Regions from separate parts of the Homo sapiens genome. Here region 1 is linked to region 2. A link is a loop called in an ENCODE intact Hi-C map of the cell type or tissue named here. Cell type or tissue: ascending aorta. All regions are shown on one strand.

What was found. A loop is a pair of places that touch in the nucleus more often than their neighbours do. Peaks named below come from ENCODE experiments on the same cell type or tissue, not always from the same donor. Only the 100,000 strongest peaks of a DNase experiment are listed, where the experiment ranks them.
Region 1: a loop joins it to region 2, with 2.3 times the contacts of the local background. A loop is called at or near these places in 4 of 110 quality-filtered maps.

Annotation. Positions count from the first base shown.
Region 1 is chr1:185,738,892-185,746,891 of GRCh38, reverse strand. All of the region lies in intron 1 of HMCN1 (hemicentin 1), which reads right to left. Among named protein-coding and RNA genes, the nearest start is that of HMCN1, 8.5 kb to the right of the region's middle. In ascending aorta, no CTCF peak of the experiment used is centred here; no DNase peak of the experiment used is centred here; H3K4me3 peaks cover 1,461 bases; H3K27ac peaks cover 4,645 bases.
Region 2 is chr1:186,088,072-186,096,071 of GRCh38, reverse strand. It overlaps HMCN1 (hemicentin 1), which reads right to left. Exons shown (of 107, transcript NM_031935.3): 62 at 7,796-7,927; 63 at 7,317-7,466; 64 at 5,155-5,314; 65 at 2,814-2,938; 66 at 2,403-2,586; 67 at 1,699-1,796; 68 at 551-829. Among named protein-coding and RNA genes, the nearest start is that of PRG4, 200 kb to the left of the region's middle. In ascending aorta, no CTCF peak of the experiment used is centred here; no DNase peak of the experiment used is centred here; H3K27ac peaks cover 2,199 bases.

The DNA.
Region 1 (8,000 bases), 350 kb after region 2:
CTCACACCTGTAATCCCAACACTTTGGGCGGCTGAGGTGGGCAGATGGCCTGAGGTCAGGAGTTTGAGACAAGCCTGGCCAACACAGCAAAACCCTGTCTCTACTAAAAATACAAAAAATTAGCTGGGCATGGTGGTGGGCACCTGTAATCCCAGCTACTCAGGAGGCTAAGGCAGGCAGAATCGCTAGAACCTGGGAGGCAGAAGTTGCGGTGAGCTGAGATCACACCATTGCACTCTAGCCTGGGCAACAGAGAGAGACTGTCTCACAAAAAAAAAAAAAAAAAGGAAAAGGAAAATCTGACACAGCACACAAAGATAACACCATGTGACGACAAAGGCAGAGATTAGGGTGATGTATCTACAAGCCAAGGAACGTCAAAGATTGCCAGCAAACCACTAGAAGTTGGGAGACAGGCATGAAACAGATTTGTCCTCACAGCCTTCACTACCCTACCAACATCTTGATTTTGCACTTCCAGCCTCTAGAACTGTGAGATGATAAATTTCTATTGTTTAAGTCACACATTTTGTGATAGTTTGCTATAGCAGCCCTAGGAGTAGGCCCTGTCTTCTTGGGCATACTGAAACTGAAGCACAAAGAACTTAAGATTACACAGCAAGTAACTGGTGGAGCCAGACTTCCAAACCAAACATCAGACTCCGGGGCCTATGCTCTTCTTTCATGAAAGAAACATCCTGTACTCACCAGCTCCATTTTCTTAACTCATCATTTTAGCCTTCTATGGAAGCTCCACAACTCCAGTAAAACTGTCCTGTTGAGCTCCATATTGTTTACCCTTTATTTTCAGGAACTCTATAAATGCACAGAGTTGACAACTTCTCCTGCTTAAAACTAACAACGTTTTAGATTTCCAAACACTACTCATTCCTGTTTTTCTCCCTATCTTCCTGGACTCCCTTTTCCAGAGTCCATAATGAACTTCCCTTTTTCTGTCTTATTTTAAATGACTGTGTTCTCTAAGTTCTATCCTGTCTCCTTCCTTTTCTCAGTCTGCACTCTCTCCTTGGATGATCTCATTTATTCCGATGGCTTCAGTTGTCATCTATGTAAGTTTCAAGTGGACAGAATAGCTACTTGGCACTAGTCATACTAACACTGACAGTTGGAAATGTTGAGGAGTGATACCTGGAGACAGACAGGCCACCCAAACAGATCCACACAGAGAGACTTTGATAAATTCACCATCATTGACCAAGGACTGGCTCTTGGACTTGTAAATTCAGAAACTTGAACTTGACACTGTCAGAATATTTTAAACGAAAGAGACTGATGGATATGACTAGTGTGCCAAAATATGAGTTAACAATGAGGAATATAACTGCCTGGTGAACCTGATTATGTGCCAGTCTGACTACAGACAGCCTTCTCTCCCCATAAGGAAAGTGCATGAGGTTACATATTCGGGAGGCTGTTTGGTGAGCATTTAACCAGAAAAAGCAGAGTTAATATTATGATCCAAATATGTAATGACATCATTACATATTTATAAGGATAAACAGTCTATCACCACAGTTAGAAAGACTGCTGATGCGTGGGCTGGTTATTCAAGTATAGAATGAACTAACACCCTGAACCCTAGTTAGAACTTGGCTGTACACTGCTTAAGTCTGTTTCTGTGACTCTCTTTTTCATTGCCGATTCCCTACACTTTCGGTTGACATTTTATCTTGGATAAGTTAATGTATAAGGAGCTTACTATCAGCACTTACTGGCCTGGGAGTAACGTTGTGTCTTAAAGCTAACTTTGCATATCTTTTCTCTTCCATCCTATGCTAATTTCAAATTTTAACCTCCAAAAGGCAATTATATTTCTTTTTTTTTAGATTCTTAGGACCATGTCCAGTCCATTGGACATTCTTAATAGCAAAGAAATCTATCCCCTTATCTCTACACCCAAGTCCCCTCAATGTTTCCCCCTGGATTGTGATGGCCTCACATTTCATCTCCCAGCTCTCAGGACTCCCTTGTTCCAATCCATCCAGGAGATAGAGATCTAAAATAAAAACCCAATCATGTCACTTCTTACTTATAATCCTTCCAGGCTCCTGATAGCTTTCAGGATGAAATCCAAACTCCTCAATGTTTGATTAAACTGCTTTTATTCATGCACTTTCTTCAGGTTTCAGTCCAGGCCACAATTATTCCAGAAAACCTTTGCTGACCACCACCATCTTAATTCAGGATCAGGTGCACTGCTCTGGGTCTGCACAGCACCCATGCTTCCTTCTGCTATAAAAGGTAGCATAGTATAGTATATTGTAATTTATCTTGCCCTATTTCTCACAGACTTGAATCAAGAGCACCTAGCACAGTCCCTGACAAATGGTAAGAAGTCTGTAATTGATAGACTAAATAACTGAATGAATGAGTGGATCTAATGGCTTATCTTTGACTTTTTAGATTCTCTTGTTGGTTTTCCAATTATGAGGCAGTGGCCTAGGGCTCAAAGGAACAATATAGTAAAGCATACATGCTTCTCAAAGCACTGAATATATGAGAATATATATTATAGTCGTTATATAACTGAACTGGTTTGAAACATCCTTTGCCTATAGGTTGATTAACAGTCAAGTCAGGCCAGGCATGGTGGCTCACGCCTGTAATCCCGCACTTTGGGAGGCCAACGTGGGTGGATCACAAGGTCAGGAGATTGAGACCATCCTGGCGAACACGGTGCAACCCCGTCTCTACTAACAATTAAAAAAAAAAAAATTAGCTGGGTGTGGTGGCGGGCGCCTGTAGTCCCAGCTACTCCGGAGGCTGAGGCAGGAGAATGGCGTGAACCCGGGAGGCGGAGCTTGCAGTGAGCCGAGATTGCGCCACTGCACTCCAGCCTGGGAGACAGAGTGAGACTCCGTCTCAAAAAAAAAAAAAAAAAAAAAAAACAAAACAGTAAAGTCATCAAGTAGAATCTTTTTCTATGTAATTTTTTAGTCTTACTGTATAAGTGTTGTACTATTTTCCTTGATAATTGCCTTCCTTCCACTATCTATTCAATGTTTATAGACAAATAAGTTACAGCAACACCATTTGTTCTATAGTACTTTTAAAGGACTTTCACATATAATGTTTTATTTAACCATGATAGCATCACTAAGGTAGGTAGGAAAAACTGATAGCATCACATCTGATAGTTGACATATATCCATTTTTAAATTTTTCCTATTCTCCACAGTGATGAAGACTCCTCATGGGATTATCAGAAACCACAAAAACCAAGGTTGAGAATCCCTGTAGATTTGTGAGAACACTTACAACATGGATCCTCTGGTTGCACAGTGCTCCTTGGAAATCAGTTCAATTGTTCTAACACCCCTTCAGCCAATCCAGTTAAAATTGGAAGGTAGGCAGACTGCCTTATAGCATACAGCTGAAACATTCCAGACTGCATTTAAATCCCCAACAAAATCACCTGCTTTAGAAACATTCAATCACTACACAAGACTCAGTCAGGCATTATCTGGGTCATAATTAGCCTTCCATTTCATATTCAAGCTTGGATGGGAGATATATTATCACCAAAAAGGCACAATTAGCAAATTATTATGTTGTGAATTGTATTCTTCTACTTGTGAGTTAAAAAGTAAAATCATAGATATGAAAGGCAGGATAAAAATACCCAGAGAAATTATCAGTTTTTGTCTCCAGCATTCATTCATTCATTCATGAAATATTTCTTGAGTGTCTATTGTGTGGCTGTAAGATAAATCAACTAGTCTTTTGGAGCTTAATATCTAGTCAGGGAGAAAGAGGAGTAAGCAGAATTATAAAGACCATCAAGAATGGTTATTGTCTGTTTGATCAGAAACAAATCATAAGCAATGTCAAATTCTGATTTATCAACAATAAAGTAGAAGGCTGTTCCTTAACTAATTAACAAGGGGGGAAAAACATCATTTCTTGGGAGTCACAGAGGATTCTGTTAAATGGGAAACATGCCTAACACATTTAAAATATCTGATTTACCAAACTTTGGTCCTTATACTTTAAGAGAAAGTCTTTGTTACGCATAGCAAAACACCTCTACATATCCTCAGGAGACATCTAGTGACATAAAACTCACTCACCAAAGTTGAAATATTTTATTATCCTGAGAAATAAGAGTTACCCTTGTCCAAAGTGTCTCACTCTTAAATTTTAGTGCATTGCATTCAGCTGAATTTCTCTTGGACATAAGAGACCAATCATTTTGCTTATGAAAATCCTCCTTCTTGTAGGATGTGCTAGAGGCACAGAGAGACTAACAGCTTTTTGGCTCTTTTTCCTATACATATTGAAACTGAAAACATTTCAATTTGAATTTCAGTTCATATAGATGTGCACAGGTTTTCAAGGTCCAAATGTGTAATATCTTCCATGTAAAAATCTTTCTATTCATTATGGTTTCAAATGATCTTGCTATTGCTCAGAAAAATATTCTAAGAGAATGATTTTACTAAAAAAAAAGTCCTGGAGGAATTTCTTACCACTGTGTATATACAGCCAAACTATACAAAGTCACTGAAGGCTGATGAACTGTATTAAAATGAAAACTTTTATATACAAAGATATATAACGTCAATATTTCTCCCAATGAATCAAGTCCTTGCTACTTTGAACCTCTTTATAGTTGCTTATTTTTCTTTATATTATAATGATGTAAATCATGGACTTTGACAATAACCTGCCAATGCTCTAATTTTATAGATGGAGAAACAGACGGTCGAGCAAGGTTAAAAGATTTGCTGAAGTGACAAGAATAAGAAAAAGAACACAAGTATTCTGTTTCAAACTGGATGTTCTTTTTACTTTTATTTGTATTCATAAAATACTTGTTGAATCGTTTATCAAACTAAGCTCAATTTTAGCCCTATGATCAAAGCAACCATTCCGGTAGTTGGACACAGCAATATATTTATATTTGTATTTCATAAAATACTAGTTGAATAGTTTGTCAAAACTAAGTTCAGTTTTAGCCTCATGAACAAAGCAACTGTTCCAGTAGTTGGACACGGCAATATAATTACAAAGATTTCCAAATCCTCTTTTCCCATTCTCTTTGAATTCTCTCCAAACAGGCTTTCACTCCCATCTCCTCCGTGAAACTATTCTTGTTGAGTCACCAATGACTTCCACATTGCTAAACTGATTAGCCAATTCTTGATCCTCCTTTTAAGTGACCAATTAGTTCTTCCTTGAAACAGTTTCTTGACTTCTAGGATAACATACTCTTCTCCTCCTATCCTGAGTTCAATTTCGTGGGCTGCTTTGCTGATTCATCCTCATCTCTCTGATTGCTAAACATTGGAGTCCCAGGGCTAGGTCCTCAGACCTCTTCTCTTCTCCATTTATAGTCAGTCTCCCTTAATGGTCTCATTTAGTCTAATTGTCCTAAATACCATCTATATGTATGTCTTTGGATCCCAAGACATCTCCCCTTGAACTTAAATCTCACATATCCAACTATCTTCTTATCTCTACTTGAGTATCAAAAGGCATCTCAGACTTTAACACCTAAAAATCAAAACTTCATCCTACCACCCTTTATCAAACCTGCTTCTTGCTCATTCTTCTCCATCTCAGTGAAAGGCCATGCTATGCTTCTATTTACTTGTCTTAGTCCATTCAGTGTAGCTATAACAGAATGCTTTAGGCTGGGTAATTTTTAAAGAAAAATGGCATATTGGGCGTATGATTCTGGTGACTGGAAAGTTCAAAATTGGGCAGCTGCATCTGGTGAGGGCCTCATGCTGCTTCCATTCACAGTGGATGATGGAAGGGAGGTGGGGCATTGCAAAGAGATCACATGGCAAGAGAGGAAGCAAGAGACAAAAACCAAGGAAGCCAGACTCTTTTTAACAACTTGTTTTTGTTTTTGTTTTCGTTTTTGTTTTTGAGATAGAGTCTTCCTCTATTGCCCAGGCTTGAGTGCAATGGTCCAATCTCAGCTCACTGTAACCTCCACCTCCAGGGTTCGAGCGATTCTACTGCCTCAGCCTCCCAAGAAGCTGAGACTATAGGCACGTGCCACCATGCCCGGCTAATTTTTGTATTTTTAGTGGAGACGGGGTTTCACCATGTTGACCAGGCTGGTCTTGAACTCCTGACCTCAAGTAATCTGTCTGCCTCAGCCTCCCAAAGTGCTGGGATTACAGGTGTGAGCCACCGAGCTCCCCGCCACCCCATCCCCCTACCCCCCACCCCCTGCCCAATCAACTTACTCTTAAAGGAATTAATCTATTCACACAAGAGCAAGAACTTGCCCTCAAGGGAAGACATTAACCTGTCCATGAGAGATCTACCTAAACACTTCCTACTAGGCCCTACCTCCCAACACTGACACATTGGGTATCAAATTTCCACATAAAATTTTTGGCATGGAAAAACCATATCCAAACCATAGCATCAGTCAAGCCAAATCCTCAGAACCTGTCTTGTCTTCTTTATTTTTCTAAGACCTCACATCCAGTTCATTAAATCCTTTTGGTTTCATCTTCAAAATATACAGAAAATCCAATTATTTCTCACACCTCCCACAGCCACCAACTTCATGCAAGATATACCATGTTCTTTTGTCTGAATTATACAATAGTGTCCTGTCTATTCTCCCTGTTTCTGCCCTTGTTCTGCTTCAGACTATTCTCAAACAACAGAATGATTATGTAGATGCATAAGTCAGATCACGTCACTTCTATGTTCAGAACCCTAAAATGCCAACCCATCTCACTCAGAGTAAAAGCCAAAGTCATAATGGACTACGAGCCCTTTCCTGAAATGACTCAACCATATTTCTGACTTCACCCTCTAACTTCTTCCTATCACTCATTGTGTTCCAGACTCTCTGGTCTTTTCACTGTTCCCTGAACATGTCAGGATGCTCTTATCAGGAGAGTTTTTCATTTATTTTTTCTCCACCTGTAACATTCTTTCCATAAATATCCTCATTTCTCCCTCCCTCACCTCCTTCAAGTCTTTGATCAAATGTGACTTTTCAACTGAGGACTTCCCTAATGACCGAATTTAAAATTCCAACACCTTCAATCCACCTCAAACTCCCCATCCCTTTTCCTGCTTTTTATTTTCTCCATACCAATTATCATCATCAAAAATACCATATATATTTTAATTGTTTTCTTTTTTGCCTGTGTCACTCCCCACCCCTGCAATAGAATGTAAGCTCCATGAATGCAGGCGCTTTTATCTGTTTTACGCCCTTTTATGTGAAGCAAGGTCTGAAACATATAGGTGAGTGAATGAATGAATGCATGGAGACTCATGTAAGATATCCTGGGAAGAAAGTGGAGACACAATTGTGAAAGAGAAGAAAAAAGAGTTTTCTTTCTATGAAGTAACTCATTAAAACACACTGTCCTGCTCCCTCTCCTCCTGTCTCTGGTACCTGCCTTAAAGAGAGGAGGGGATATAAGAGAGTGAGTGATAAAAGAAGCTATAGTGAAAGAGAGATGATCAGCCCTCCTCAATGTTGTATTTCAAGGAAGGGAGGAATATATTTTGAGTGCTATGTAAAAAGCACAGTAAAAATTAATACATAAGAATCAAAAATTTCAATAACAGCATGTTGCACCAGCAAAGACATGGAATCAACCTAGATGCCCATCAACGATGGACTAGACAAAGAAATTGTGGTACAGATACACCATGGAATACTACACAGCCATAAGAAAGAGTGAAATCATGTCCTTTTCAGTGACATGGATGCAGCTGGAGTCCATTATCCTAAGCATATTAATGCAGGAACAGAAAACCAAATACCATATGCTCTCACTTATAAGTGGGGGCTAAACACTGAGTACACATGTACACAAAGCGGCAAACAGACACTGGAACTTACTTGAGATTAGAGGATAGGGGGAGGATGAGGACTGAAAAACTATCAGGTACTATGCTCACTACCTGGATGACGAAGTCATTTGTACACCAAACCCCAGTGACACACAATTTACCCATGTAACAAGCCTGCACATATGGCCCCTGAA
Region 2 (8,000 bases):
ACTTTCTCTTCCAAGGTTAGCATTTTTTACTTCAAGGAAAAGAAGTGTTTTCTCTTTAAACTGTTGCATTTAGAACACTGGAATACATATTTTAAGTATTTACTTTAAATGCACACAAGAATAAATAGAACTAGACTATTTGAAATGATTATTCCAGCTATAAGGTACAGACTGGATCATTTAAAGACAGGGATAACATATCATAGTATACCTATTATGCTTTTTCATCAAATTTCTATAATCGGATGTGTTTTCAATTCTTGGCAAAAGTTTAAAAAGCTGCTTCTCAATTGGTTATAAGGTTTTATCAATGAGTAATGTTTTACAAGCTGGAGTTTTCATCTTTTCAGAGAGATAAAAAATACAATTTAAATTCAACATGCTTCAGATGAGAGTAAGCCAAGGTGAATTATAAAAAAAATTAAAATGCAATAAAAATTTTTTAAAAAATTCTCTCACAGCAACTGATTCTCAGAATTATACTTATTTACTAAACATTCACTATCACTTACTTTCCAATTATTCTACATTTACCACAATGTTTACATACCTAGGACCTTGAGGATAAAGTGCTTGCTGACTTCTCCAGCTTCATTTGAGGCAATGCAGGTGTACTTTCCCGAATCTTCAGTCTCTGCTTTGAGGAGCTGCAGGACCATTCCATGGGTGCTGACTGTCAGATGGGCATCAAGCCCCAGAGGCTGGCCATCTCTAAGCCAGGCCATACTGGGAGCTGGGGTTCCATCAGTAATGCATGCCATAGAGGTGGAACTACCTTTGAGAACTGTGATTTCCTCTGTCCCCATTGAATTGTCCATATTTGGTGGTGCTACATAGAAAACAACATGGGCAAAATTTGGATGTCTATTGTAATTTGAGATCAATTTAAATTAAAACATTTGAATAATTCTATAATGTTTCTGTGGTTGATAAAAATATATACTTTAAAATTGTGTATAATAACTAAGGACTTTACAATAAAAATATCTATTAGGAATGCTAATTATTAATCTTCCAAAGATTAGCAATGAAACTTAAAAATTGTTTTCTTACAGAACGCACAATGTGTTTTAAATTTTGGTGATTTTTCAACTTCTTCACTCTATCCCTTTAACTTGTTGTAATGTATATAATAGTTTTAGTAGTATTCTTTTAACTACTCTATAGAGTATAAATAATATCAAGTTATAGGGTAAGTCATTTGTAGATTACAATAAAGCGTTACTTAACTGAGGTGTTCTTGGGGATTGAGAAATGTGGATCAGCAAACTTCAATATTTCCGAAATGGAAGGTATTGAGTTCTCTCCATATATACGCATACACACACATGCATATATGCACATGCATCCATTCATAGTTTGAATACTCCAAACAAGCTGCTAATATTGTTAGAAAAGTTTTGACTTTTTCTTTACATGAAAAGACTGGTCTTGTGTCTGGATTGAAATGCTATTTTTAAAAATTAGATTTGATTTAGTGCAAATTTCTAGATCAGTATTTTGATAAACAGACAATATGGTCCAATAATATGGACCCCTTGGAAGAAAATACATTCTCTAGTCAGTAAGATCCTATTTCACTAATCCTTTTTGATAAAGTCAGATTTCTAAATCTCTGAGGAAGTCGGTTTCTAAAGATAAGTCTGTTGCTTAATACTTGACATAGCAAAGTAATAGGGTCATTTCTGTGACACATACCAAACACTTGAAGATTGTAATGCTTATTATCCACCCCAGCTCTGTTGGAGGCCACACAAGTATACACAGCGACATCAGACACCTGAGCTCTCACAATCCTGAGAAACAATTTGATCCACATTTCATCACTTGCTCCCATACAACAAGTACACATAAAATAATTATGATTTATAAATAGGCTATAGGTGGTGATTTATGTTGGGAAATTTTAATTATGAAGCTTATAGCCATCCATCACAAAATATAGGGGCCTCAAATGCAATTTATTCTACAAAGCTGATTAGGCAGTGACAATAAACCACTGAAAATATAGCACAATTTAAGAGGTGAATATTTTTCAAATATATATTAATAGAGAATGCTGCTAACATGAAAATCACATTATCATAGTAGGCATCTTCCTACTACCTTGCCACATAAAGTTTTAGCTAAAACAGTAATTCCTGGAAATACATATATGATAACAAACCTGTCTATAAAAGACCATTTTACACATTTACTAAAAAATGAAAGCACTTAAATAAGGATAAAAAATCATTTCAACTGTATATTTGTTGTCCTTCCTCTACTAAAAATATACTTAAAGGGAAAAAAACTGTAAAGGCTTAGAAAAAAACATTTCTTCAACACTGTTTAAATGAAGGAAAAGTCTACAATCACAGTTACTTCATCTGTTTAGGAAATCAGACACAATAAAAGCTGACCTGATAACTTGTCCTGCTGCCAGTAACCGGATATGGGAGGAGAGAGGCAGAGGAAGTCCATTCTTCAGCCAGTTTATCTGTGGTGGAGGCGTCCCTGTGGCTCTGCATTCAATATTTATTGAAGTATCCACTAAAGTCATTAGTTTCTCTGCTTCATCTTTATTACCCCTAATTGTAGGTGTAACTATGTTGTGCAGAAAGTGAGAGAGAGGGAAGAGGGATGTATTATGTAATACTAGTTCAAATAATTTCTACTACAATTGCTCTCATTTCAAAATTGTAGCCCAAAAGGAAATAGTGGTGGCATCAAATTTAAAACTAAATGCTCCAGACACCTGCTGCTGGGCCTTCACTTCTACTGGTAGATTCTTAAGGCAGCATCATCAAAAGAGGGGGATATTTCATATTTACCATAGACATTCAAGTTAAAAATTCGGTCTTCTTCTCCAGCGGGATTAGTAGCAACACATGTGTATTTCCCCGTGTCAGATGTAAGAGCTCCATAAATGTTTAATGTGCTGCCATTTGCACTCACTCTACGGAAAAGATCATAACAGAGGGGCTGAGATGAGATTGAATCTATTTCACTAAGTACATGAAAGCCTATTAAAATCAGTTACTGAAAGTGATGGAAAATTCAAGCAACCAACTGAAATTCTACAGTAGCGAGTCTCATATCTACCACCTCCTTATAAGAAAAAAAGGAAGTGAACAAAATCAGGAATACTTCTCTATTCAAATCATAGGCAAAGACATGATTTTCTCTGAGATAGAATACTATATTCTTAGTTATCCATATAAGGTTTGAATTAAATGCATGTTATACAAAATTCTGGCATGAAAATTGAAGACTGTTACAATGAGAAACTGAAAAAATTACACATAAAAATCTAGTTATAAGCAACTTAATATAGTTATAAACAACTTAATACCTTAATAAAAAACACAATAGGATCATTTAAATTGTGACAACAATTTGGTATCATATGTGGCTATATTTTGCAAACTTTTTTTCTACAAATTGCTAAATAAAGCTTTTCTTTTGAATTACATAATAGTAAAAGATAAATATACAATGAGATCATTAAAGATCTCTAAGCTAAGATTATTGCATTATTGGTTGTCCTCACACACCATTAATTACAAATCAAAATTTCCTGTGTTTTTTGTAGAGATTAAATTGCCATCTACAGTTACTTGTACAATAGTGGTTTCATTAGAATTACCCTGTGTCAAAAGTAAAAGCTCCATTTCTATTATATCTTGTTATTAAATGTTTATTGAGAGCTATATTATTATCTGGGATACAGCTGTATTTTTTCTTTTTCAAAATAAAATTTTTTTAATTCCATGAGTTTAATTAAATTAATAAGCAAAAAGCAAGTTGCCATGATCAAACAAAGGTAGTACATTGACTTTGGAAAAACTATTGTAGTTGACTGACAAACTGTACTACCTACAAATCTATACATATTATGGAATGAATAATAAAGATAAAAGAATAAGTAAATTTAGAATGTTAATGTAGGAGAAGGAATGATAGACTCCAAATTCCTAGCTATGAATACTATCTTATATAAAAGATATCATATATAAAAGATCTTATCTTTATAGCCCATATAAAATCTTTAGGTACCATCAAATATGTAGTACTTGGTCTGGAATATGGCAAATACCAGCTGATTTAACAAAAATAATTAAACACTTGTTATTTACTCAAAAATGTTCACACCAGAGAAATAAAACTTAAAATGTATCCTCTGAAAGACTAGAAATTTTAATACACAATGAATACAAAGAAAATAACATTTATCTCTTTAAGTTATATATATGTTCAATTTATTGACCAGAAAATATACTCCAAACCCTTAAATTTACATATTGGTCCACAATGTTAAAGTTTACAATACATGTAGTTAATGCCCACTTATGCATATAATTAATCTGGTATGTGTAGGTAATGGGATTTTGTGATGAAGTAATCTAGTACAATATCAAATTCCAGATTGTCCTTCCAAAGGAATTTGTTGTTGAAAGTAGTACAAGGTCTTTACCACATTATTATTCCATCTCTATGTGGTTTGTGGCATGGGTAGCAAGTGCCAGCTGAAAATGGGATTTGGACAAACCATTATGAGAGTTATGACATTATTGCATCTTTTCTCAAAATGAGCCAATCAGGATAGCATGCCCATCTCTATGTGGTTTGTTGCATGGGTAACAAGTGTCAGCTGAAAATGGCATCTGAACAAACCACTATAACAGTTATGACATTATTGTATCTTTTCTCAAAAGGAGCCAATTATAGCATGTACACAGTTTGGTGGTTTCAGCATACAAAATCATATCTAGAATTATTGATGAATCATTTGTGAGATAAAGTTGGTTTGGCATTTGCAGGAAAGAACTAATTATTTTTATGGCATGGGCTTTAGCATAATCATTCTGAAATTACAAGAATAAAATCACCAACAGTTAACATTACAGTTAATGAGTTAAAGTTAGTTAAAGTTAATGAGTTAATTAACATTACAGAGTTAACGGATGAGAAACATACACAATTCTGAGTGACTCTCTAACGAGAATGTCTATGTCCAGTTCTCAAAAAAAAGTTTTTTGTTTCTTTGTGAATATAATGATAGCTAAGTTCCAATGGGATGGAATTCGGTATTATTATTCATGTGAAATTTGAAGCATAAAGCATTGTAGAAGGGCTTACAATTTATAATGGAAAGATTATTTTTAAACATACCGGATTCTTTCTGTTTCACCACTAGCTATGGGCTTTCCATCTTTAAGCCATTGAATAAGTGGAGTAGGAATGCCATTTGCATTGCAGACCAGCTCAACATTTTCTCCTAGAAGGACACTGACATCACTTGGAATTTCAGCACCAGCAACACTTGGAGGAACTTTGGAGAAATAATTAGGAATTTCATTAACAAGACACAGGATATAAATTCTAATGTAACAGAGTCATAAAACAATATGACATTTCTAGTTCATATTCTTTGTAGATTATGGTTCAAGGTCAAACTATTGTTATCTTCATGAATTACTTTTAAATGACAAAGATAAAGGAACGCTTCAATATTTCTGGTGTATTTGTAAGTTGATATAATTATTTAGTCATAGGGGCTAGTGATAGAGCTACCTCATGATCACCCTTTCTGGCCAAATTAAATTACTCTTAGATTAAATCCTCAATGGATAGTACAGTTAAAGAACCACAAGCACATAGGTAAGGCAGTGTGCATTTTTTTGTGTTTTTCTTTTGCTCTTAATTCACTAGACTTATAGACTCTGTCTTATAAAAACTTGGCATAAAGGTCTGAGGAAATTATCTAAGTTGGTTATTTCTTTCTCCATTATTCAATTTAATTATTGTTTATTTTGAACAATGGATAGGTTTGTTGTAGTTCTGAAGAGCCAATAGTTTCTATTCTCTTTTTCTAGCCATCTTTGGTTTCCACTTTGATTTCACTGAGAAATATTGCGTAATAAAAATACTGCCAATGGTATCAGATATAAACATGTTTGAATTCCTATTCTATATGATCATAGCGATGTGCAGAAGGTAGTTCACACCAGGTCGCAAAAGCCAATTTTGTACATGTTTTCCCCACTCCATGTTCAGTAACATCCCTTTGGTAGGTTGAAATCTTGTATATATTAGATCATGGTGGGAATATTTACACCATGGAGACTGGCAAACAATTGGCTACGAATCATGGTCTTTTTGTCTGGAGAGAAAATTCTTAAACATTTACCAGCACATCACTGAATAAGCTCTATAAATCTAATTTTAGTCATTCAGAAAATAATAATTTTACCACTTTTGCACAATTTAGAGTACTAAAGAAGTTGAGTCAATAAGAACATTAGTAATAAGAGACATCCTATAATGAGTATCTAATATATGACAAGCACTGGACTAGGTCCTATATGCATATACTATTTCTAGTTCTAAGACATAATAAAGTATATAAAAATCTGGTAAAATGTTTAGTCCTACAACATATCTCATGATTAGCATCTGTTATTATTAATGCATTAGACATAATTCAATATGCAACTTCTGACGTTGAATCTCTGACTAGCTGTTTTTCCTTCAGCTTCTGAAATCCCAAAGCATCACTAATCATCACAGAGAGACCACTGATACCTGTGAACTTAATTCTTCTAATTGTATTTTTTTGGAGTTAGCTTTAGCAGAGCACACAACAGATACGTAATATTCATAGTAGAATTCATAATTTATGAGAAATTCTTTCCCTAATAACTATAAGATTGGAAGAAAAAGTATTTCAACTTAGTTTCAAGTTAGACTTTCATTTCAGTTTCAATACTGAGCCAAATGTAATAATCAGAGGTTTACTGAAAATCAAAAGAAAACAAGTTGTCCCTGCAATGCTTAATACTATGTTGGAACATAATAGGCATTAATTAAATACTTGATGAATTGCTCATCTTAAAATAGTATAAGATTCATCATTCATTAAAATTTACCTAATCTACCTGCGGTCAGATCATAGTACAACTTCTTTGTGAATTAAATCTTATCTATACAAGTAAGAACAGATCTATAGGCTTACCATCAAAATGAATTATACCAGTTTAAAATAAGTATAACTCCATAGATATATACTATAGAAAGATAATAATGGAAGTGGAAATGGAAAATTGGAAAAAGTAGAGATTACCAAATTTCCACTATTCTTTTTTCCACATTTATGTCCATTTCCATGAAAACAGAATCTACTGGTAAATATAAGACAGAAAACTGATGATAGTTTTTGATGATCTAAAGATATGTTGAATCAATTACTACTGATACCTTTAAATGTAGATTATTTTGTACTATAAATGGAATAACAAAGAAATTGAAGATAGATCATAGTGGACAATACATACCTTGAATTGAAAGAAAGTAATATTTCTGGGCTTTTCCCTCCATATTTGAAGCAATACATGTATAGTTTCCACTATCTGAATGCTGAGACCGGGCAATCTGGAGTTTGCTACCTCCAGACAAAATACGAACTTCCAGTGAGTCAGAATTTTCTAGAGGTAGAAACAAAGCACAATAAAACATAAAAAAACCTTTAAACTTTAACATCTCTAAAATTCATGATAAAATGTCTTACTTTACGTGATAAATGCATTTCTTAAAAGTTCTCCATTTTCTTTTTTAAAAAAGAAAAAATTCTTTATAAAATGACTAATCATTTTACAATGAGTCTATTTTGTAAATCTGTATTTCAGTGCGTTAGCCTTCTTGAACTAAACACCCCTATGAGCATGGTACTTAAAATGTGCTAGTTTAAAAGTCTAGTGAATTAAGAGCAAGAGAAAAAAACACACACACACACAAAAATGCATGGTTGCCTTACCTATGCGCTTGTGGTTCTTTAACCATGCTATCGTGGGAGGTGGGATCCCAGTGGCATCACATGTTAATGTCACAGGATTGCTGATCGTCTCCACAATCACTTCTCTTTCAGGTCCTTCAATACTGGGTGGCACTGTAAAAAACAAACAAACAAACAAACAAAAAAACAGAAGAAAATCATTTGTCCTCATTAAGCTAATTTGGAA